Regions from separate parts of the Mus musculus genome. Here regions 2 and 3 are each linked to region 1. Evidence: chromatin loops called from intact Hi-C (ENCODE). Cell type or tissue: heart. All regions are shown on one strand. Region 1 holds the start of Btbd16 (BTB (POZ) domain containing 16). Region 2 has its middle 6.6 kb from the start of Mir7061. Region 3 has its middle 38 kb from the start of Plekha1.

Evidence for each region. Hi-C counts contacts between places; a loop is a spot of excess contacts. Peaks named below come from ENCODE experiments on the same cell type or tissue, not always from the same donor. Only the 100,000 strongest peaks of a DNase experiment are listed, where the experiment ranks them.
Region 2: a loop joins it to region 1, with 7 times the contacts of the local background. A loop is called at or near these places in 36 of 42 quality-filtered maps.
Region 3: a loop joins it to region 1, with 5 times the contacts of the local background. A loop is called at or near these places in 14 of 42 quality-filtered maps.

The regions. Positions count from the first base shown.
Region 1 is chr7:130,771,824-130,774,323 of GRCm38, reverse strand. It overlaps Btbd16 (BTB (POZ) domain containing 16), which reads right to left and starts at 255. Exons shown (of 16, transcript NM_001081038.2): 1 at 1-255. In heart, a CTCF peak has its summit at 942 (motif pointing left); no DNase peak of the experiment used is centred here; H3K27ac peaks cover 834 bases.
Region 2 is chr7:130,913,655-130,916,154 of GRCm38, reverse strand. No RefSeq gene overlaps it. Among named protein-coding and RNA genes, the nearest start is that of Mir7061, 6.6 kb to the right of the region's middle. In heart, a CTCF peak has its summit at 983 (motif pointing right); no DNase peak of the experiment used is centred here.
Region 3 is chr7:130,826,114-130,828,613 of GRCm38, reverse strand. No RefSeq gene overlaps it. Among named protein-coding and RNA genes, the nearest start is that of Plekha1, 38 kb to the left of the region's middle. In heart, a CTCF peak has its summit at 1,026 (motif pointing left); no DNase peak of the experiment used is centred here.

The sequences.
Region 1 (2,500 bases):
TGAAGCAGAGGGGTGCTGGTTGCACTGGTCTCGGAACCAAGGGAGAGTTGGAGGCTGGGCACCTTCTGAGCCTGAATCTTGAACGCTCTCATGACACCTGGGGCTCACCCCTTCTCCTACGGCGATGCTTTGCTGGGGGAGCCTGCCTTTGGCTTCCTGGGGGTAGTTGTGGGTACCATGGCAACAGCAGTCAGATTCTAAGGACTTCCTGTTCCGGGTTCTGGTGTTATCTCAGCTTGAGGCTTCAGGCTTTCTGCTGAGGGGTGACAGGGCTATCAGAAAACAGTTTGTCACTAGCATAACCATGCCTGGCTGCCAAAATATTTTCGCAACAAAAGTAATTTGAATTCCATGTCCAAAATTAGCCTTAATTAATTCTACATTAATATTTTTTGTGTGTGTGTATCCCCTCCCCCATTCCTGTGCCTTATTGATAATGTGTCTTATTGATAACTGTGTCTCTTGATGTGGGAGAAAGTGGTGGGTAGTGTAGCCAGCCCTCTGACAGACATTAGGGTCTCAAAGTGCAAACCTGCAACTGGGCTATGTTCCTTTGCAGGGGAGCGAGCTACACACACACACTTGGAGAGCCTTTGCCGCACTTCCCATACCACCAGATACACACTGTCTGCTCTCCAACCTGGAGTCTGGTCTGTCGCTTCCCTCCTAGCCCAGTGCCACGATGATGGCGTGATAGTGTGTGTGGAAGGAGGTGCCTCAGCGAAAGCTCTGAAGTACAGGTCTGCCCTGTTACTTCTGCCCTTCCCTTTACCTCAGACTTCCCCTATGTAAACTTTCTCTCCAATAGAGGCTTAACACAGGATTTGAATTAAGGTGTTTGAAATACAAGAACCTGACCCTCCTGATATCATACCTGCCCTCTGGATACTATTTCTGGTACTACTGGGGCTACTGGCTAAAAGACAACCCCTGAGCGCCTCCTATTGGCCACACTGGGAAAGTGTCCCAGGGAGCCACAGTCCTTACCACCCCTGAGCCCAACATTTGACCTTGATTGTATTGATCCCTTTCTGAAGCCTTTGGTTTAGAAGCCTTCAGCTCCCCGCTAGATTGCGCCATGGATCGCTCCAGAGCTGAGCTGTAAGCCAAAGTCAAATGCACAGAAATGGAAACTTTCTTGAATCGCTGGAGTTAGCATGGACTTCATGTGGCCTTGGCCACAAGCAATGTCACAGGAAGTCTAGCTGCTTTCCCTGCAAGTTCTACCTGGTGGCATCCACTTGCTGGCGATGTTGTCCACCCACCCCTATGGGAGGGAAACAGAAGGGTGGGAGGCAGAGCCACCATGCCAGCCTTAGGCCAATGTTCAGGGGGCTGCTTTCTGCCCCACCTGGTGTGTTCTGGATCCTGAGGGACTGGCTTCTGACAGCACCTGCTTAGTCTCCCAGAGGGAGAAGGTGAGCAAGTTCCTACAGGGAACAGAGCAGCTCCTCTGATGGCGAGGCCGTGTGTGCATGCTCAGGCAAAGATACATTTCCAGAAATGTGCTGTGAGGCCACAGTGAGTACTGAGTGTGGTTGGCAAAGGACTTCCCCATATAGAGCCAGCTTATGAAGACAGAGAGGTGGCTGTTCATGTGAGTGAACACACACACACACACACACACACACACACACACACACACACACACACAACTAGACTGTGGAGAGGGAAGTGTAGCCCAGTCAAAACAGTAAATGAACCTCCAACCAGGCCATAAAAAAAGATAGATGAATTATCTCACAAGAAATGAAAAATAATCTTCTTGGAACGGGTTGTGGGCTGCAGACCTACACTCCCAACACTGGGAAGTTGAGGCAGGAGTTCAAGGTCACCCATGGTTATAGAGGAAGTTTGAGGCCAGTCTATTAAAACGAACAAGCAAACAAGTAAAAGAATCATACGGTAGCCCACTATGCCTCAGAAGAGCACAGATATCTGGTGTGGAACAGCCTGTAATATCAGAAGACAGGCTGAGACAGGAGGACTCTAAAGCACAGAAAAAGAAGGCCATGGCCATATTTGCCCATCCCTTCCCCTGTGGGGAAGGACTACCTCAGTCTCATACCTCTGTGTTGACACAGCCCCTCAGAGTTCCAAAGGAGAAGCCAAGGGACTGGAAACACACACGGCTCCGTCCCTCAGTAAGGCAGATACTGGAGGAGCCAACACGGCTGTCCCCCACAACCTCTCACTCACAGCAGAGCATCCCCAGCAGGCAACACCAGAAGAGAGGTGGCCAAGCCCAGAACAAGTCTGAAGCCAGGCAAAGGCAGCTGAATGGCAGAGAGCAGTCCCACAGGTCCCATATGGTGTATTTATGCACCAAGGGCCAGGGGAGCAGGTATGTACCGTTTCTGTCCCAGTTAGGGTTTCTATTATTGCAGCGAGACACCAGGAGCAAAGCAAGGCGAGGAGGACAGAGTTCATCTTGCTTACACTTCCACATCATGGTCCATCGCTGAAGAAGTCAGGGCAGGATCTCAAACAGGGCAGGGGC
Region 2 (2,500 bases), 140 kb before region 1:
CATTCTTTCCCTTCCTTACCTCTCCCTCTGAAAAAAACTAGGGCAAGGAGAGATTTGTGTATCATAGCTTGGGAGCCTTGAACCTTGAAGATAATGACTTTATTCTCAATCCCTTTTTGAGCCATCAAAACTACAAATCGCCGGGCGTGGTGGCGCACACCTTTGATCCCAGCACTCAGGAGGCAGAGGCAGGTGGATTTCTGAGTTCAAGGCCAGCCTGGTCTACAAAGTGAGTTCCAGGACAGCCAGGGCTATACAGAGAAACCCTGTCTCGAAAAAAAAAAAAAAAACCAAAACCAAAACAAAAAACTGCAAATCAATTTACTCACTCCTTATCATGTATCCACAAGTTCTTCAGGGGTTTTCTAGAAATCCTCTTTGCCACACTGCTTCTTACTATACCATCATTCTTTGACCATCTCGGCCTCTAGGTGGGTAGTTTTCCACACTAGATTTTATCATGTTTAACTTTCTATAACACTGGGCAAATTCCATTATCTCCTTGGGTCTGTAGCACATGGAAAAATAATCCGATCCCAACCCCAAGAGGTTAAAAGGCAAACGCCCCACTGGTCACATATGTAAAATTATTGCCTATCTACTCTCTAAAGCTAGGTCCCAAGCCTGATCAGCCATCAAGATGGCTCAGTGGGTAAGCACTGCCACTAAGCACTAGCCTAGTTCATGGTTACAATTCTACACTATGTCTTTATGTGGGATTACTGGAAAAACTGAGTGAAGGGCATACAACATGTCCTATAGTCTATCTTTTGATAAGATAGCATCTTGCTACAGACATCCCAGCTTCTCTAGATTATTTCTTATGAATGTGAGGCTACAGTTACCTCTACAAAAGTTATTATTTGGGAAAGGTGATTTAACATTTCTATGAATTTCAAAGCTATCCTATGCTGCTACGTATCTTCTCTCCTTCCTGTGAAGTAGATGTCAGATTACGTTAAATGTAGCAACCAATACCAGAAGGTGGCACTGTTATCACACGAACAGTAAGTTACTCCTTTTAATGTCCGTACAGTGGACCACTGGGATTTCACCAATTAACATTATAAACACTAACCAGGTCAGCAATATTTTTCAGTTCAAGTCATTTAAACATTTTTATGTCTATCATTTTTGTGTGTCTGTGTACATGTACATGGGCATGGACACACACACATGAACACTTGTGGAAGACAGGACTTCAGTAGTAGCTGAGAGCTTATATCTGATCCAAAGGCAACAGGGAGGGGTGGGCATGGTGTGGGCTTCACCCCCAGTGACAGAACTCCTCCAACAAGGCCACACCTCCTAATCTTTCCAGTTCACCAGCAGACTAAGCATACAAATACGGGAGCCTAAGGAGGCATTCTCATTCAAGTTAGAGTTACAGGTGGGTGTTGGGAACTGAACTCAGGTCCTCTGCATAATCTTAACTGCTGAGTTCTCCAGTCCCCCCACCCCCCAAGCAATAGCATATAAGAAGTCATTATATTAGTCATTTCTTACCTGTTACCTTTTCAATATTCTATCACCCTCACTCTTCTGTTGAAACCCTGGCTGTCCTGGAACTCACTCTGTAGACCAGACTGGCCTCATCTCAGAAATCCACCTGCCTCTGCCTCCTGAGCGCTGGGATTAAAGGCATGTGCCACCACGCTGAAACCCTTCTTATATTCTCTTTTACTTTCATGACTTTTTGTGTGACCCGCTGAGTTTAACTATACAAAGGCTGCTTCCATGTGTATTGGTGGGATGACATTTACTGGATCATAGTCAATTTTTCAGTCGGTATACCACTGAAGAAACACACACGCACGCACGCACACACGCATGCACGCACACACGCACACAGCTACTCTCCCATCCATAAGGAACTGCTGACAGGCCCAATTGTGCATTGCATTTCAGAGGTATGGTCAGGAAGATGGGGAAATAAAGCAGGATTTGACAATGAACTAGACACAAGGAACAAAAGGAGACATCTAAAATCACTGCTGGTGTCTTTGGAAATTCTAAAACTTCAGGTGACTAAATTGAATATAATTCAATCGAATTATAAACGTATGCCAATATATTTTCTATTAGTGGCCCGGTCCTCGGCTCAGCGGATAAGTGTTTACTCTGGGCAGGCAGCAGGCACTGGGCTGGGCTCTAGACACACAGGTCACAACAGCCCATTACCATTAGGAAGACTTCAGAAGGCAGGCTCTGGAGCACTTGTTTGGGGGCTGACTGCACATCTCAGCCCCGCCCACTCCTCCCCACAGGTGTAGGCAGCATGGGATCTCCGTCAGCCTGACCGGTAAGCTGGGGCTCCATGCAGCTCGATGACTCCAACATGCTTCACAGGCAACTCCCACATCTAATTTTCAGAATATGTTTTTGTTTAAGTAAAAAGAGCAAGCTTTCTGAACACACATTTTCTTTGTACAATTTCATAGGAAGCTGTCTTAAGAATTCACGGATCTGCTGGGCCTGCTGGTATACACTTTTACAATTC
Region 3 (2,500 bases), 54 kb before region 1:
CCCAAGAAGGATGCAACCAAGCCTACAGGGCAGCAGTTTCAACCTTCAACAAGTACAAAATGACACCAAGCAGCCAGTGAGCAACAGGACCGATGTTCATCGAGTGTTTGCAACGTGCTTAAGTGACTGACGAGTAAGGTTGGCTTCTGAGGCTGAGAGTTTAGCTGACTGCCTAGAGCCACATAGCCAGTGAGTGGCAGAGGTAGGAGCCGACACTAGGTCAGCTGGTACCTGAGAGTTGCTGTGCACCAAGTGAATTGGGGACCAACTTCCCAGCACAACCCTTTCCTTTCTCATGGGCCTGGGAGGTGAGGTGAATGATGAGAAAGGCAGGCAGAGTTGGCTCCAGAAGCATACATAGGATGCAGTGTTGTCCAGTGCCCATGCCCATTACTGTGGGCACTGCAAGCATGGGTGGTAAAGCCCGACTCTGTGAAGCTTTACCTTGCGAGCAGAGCTCCTGAGAGCCTCTTGAGAATTTTTTGTCTCAAGGCTTACACTTCTCAAGTTCAGACACGGTATGGGTGAACTTGTCGCCTCTCATGCCAGATGTGTTAGTTTCGGTTTTAACCATTAAGCGAGGAGGACCCAGTGCTTCTAGGTGTGTGTTCTAGTTTCATTTCTGTTGCTACGACTAGAAGTAATTTTGCAGAGGAAAAGATGCATTTGATTGACACTGCCAGGTCCATTATTGAGAGAAGCCAGGGTAGACTCTCAAAGGGAGACCTGAAAGCCAGACCTACCAAGGGCGTCTACCAGCTGCTTCATTCACAAGCTCACGCTTAGTTAACGTTCTAATGCCACCCAGGACTGTCTGCCCAGGGAATGGTATTGCCCACAGTGGGCTGGACCCTTCTACATCAACTAAAAAGAAGACAATGACCCACAGACATGCATGCAGGCCAATCTGATCTAGGAAGTCCTCAGTTGAGACTCCATTCGCAGATGGCTCTGGACTGTGTCAAGTTGACAGTTACCTCTAAGACAGAGTTTTTCCAGATTGCCGATTTCAGCCACTGGAATTCTGGCTCCCAAGTTTGAGGTCAACTGTGCCCTCTGGTGGACAGGAGTGGATTCTCAGAATTAGAACAAATGGTTCTCCAGAGTGTGTGTGTGTGTGTGTGTGTGTGTGTGTGTGTGTGTGTGTGTGTGTGTGTGTGTAGTAGTGGGGTTTAGGGAAGGGGATGGGAGAAGGGGCTTCTTAGGGAAGCTGTATTGATACTGTATTAGAGGATGTCTTTTTTTCTTCTTTTTATCAGTGTGGTAAAATAGATTCCTAAACCTGATGTTTTGTGGGTGTTGAGGGTACTGGAAAGGAAGACAAATGCATGTTTGCGGCACCATGAGGAGCTTCATTGAGAAATGGAAGCTTCTAGACTGCAGTCTTTTCTAGCATCACCCACAGATTTCTTGCAACCATGCATTGCATAACCCATTTATAACAACAACAAACCCCCCAAAGAGCCCCCTCAAACCATGCCAGAGGGTGTCCCTGCCTAGCCCCTCAGTGACGGCGGTCCCCTCCGTCCTATTTTTTTTCTCTCATTATTCTTCAGTAACCTGGTGGTAAGCAACACTGACTTTTCTAAAGAGCTTCACTCCATGCCTGTCTGGTAAGCTGTACCTCCAGGCAACTGTGGTCAGATCTTAGACATGCTGTTGGATGAATGTGTGTGGCCACAAAGGATGCCTGTGATGATGAACAGGGATTGTCAACCTGACAGGATCAAGAATCACCTATGAGACAAGCCTCTCGGTGTTTCTCAGTGAGATCAAGTTAACTGAGGTGGGAAGACCCACCCTAAACGTGGGTGTCACCATCCACGGGCTGGGGCCCTGGCCTGAAAGGGAGGGAGAAAGTGGCTGAACATCAGCATCTATCTGTTTCCTGACTGCAGGGGCACCGTCACCAACTGTCACCAGCTGCAGGGGCACCATCACCAACTGTCGCCAGCTGCAGGGACACCATCACCAGCTGTCACCAGTTGCAGGGGCACTGTCATCAGCTGTCACCAGATGCAGGGGCACCATCACCATCTGTCACCAATTCAGGGGCACCATCACCAGCTGTCACCAGTTTCAGGGGCACTGTCACCAGTTGCAGGGGCACCATCACCAGCTGTCACCAGCTGCAGGGGCACTGTCATCAACTGTCACCAGTTGCAGGGGCACTGTCATCAGCTGTCACCAGTTGCAGGGGCGCTGTCACCAGTTGCAAGGGCCCCATCACCAGCTGTCACCAGTTGCAGGGGCACAGTCACCAGTTGCCTCAAACTCTGGCTATCATGACTCCACTGCATCCTTGAACTGTGAGCCAGAACAGACCCTTTTTTTATTTTTAGTTAAGTTGTTTCTTGTCAGATATTTGATCACAGCAACAAGAAAAGTAACCAGTACAATGGCTGAGGTGTTTTTCTGCTTATCAGTCAGTCAGACTCTGGCCAGACTAGCTAGTGGAGTTGAAAGTCTGGATAGTTTTTTTTCTGGGGGTGAGGGAGTC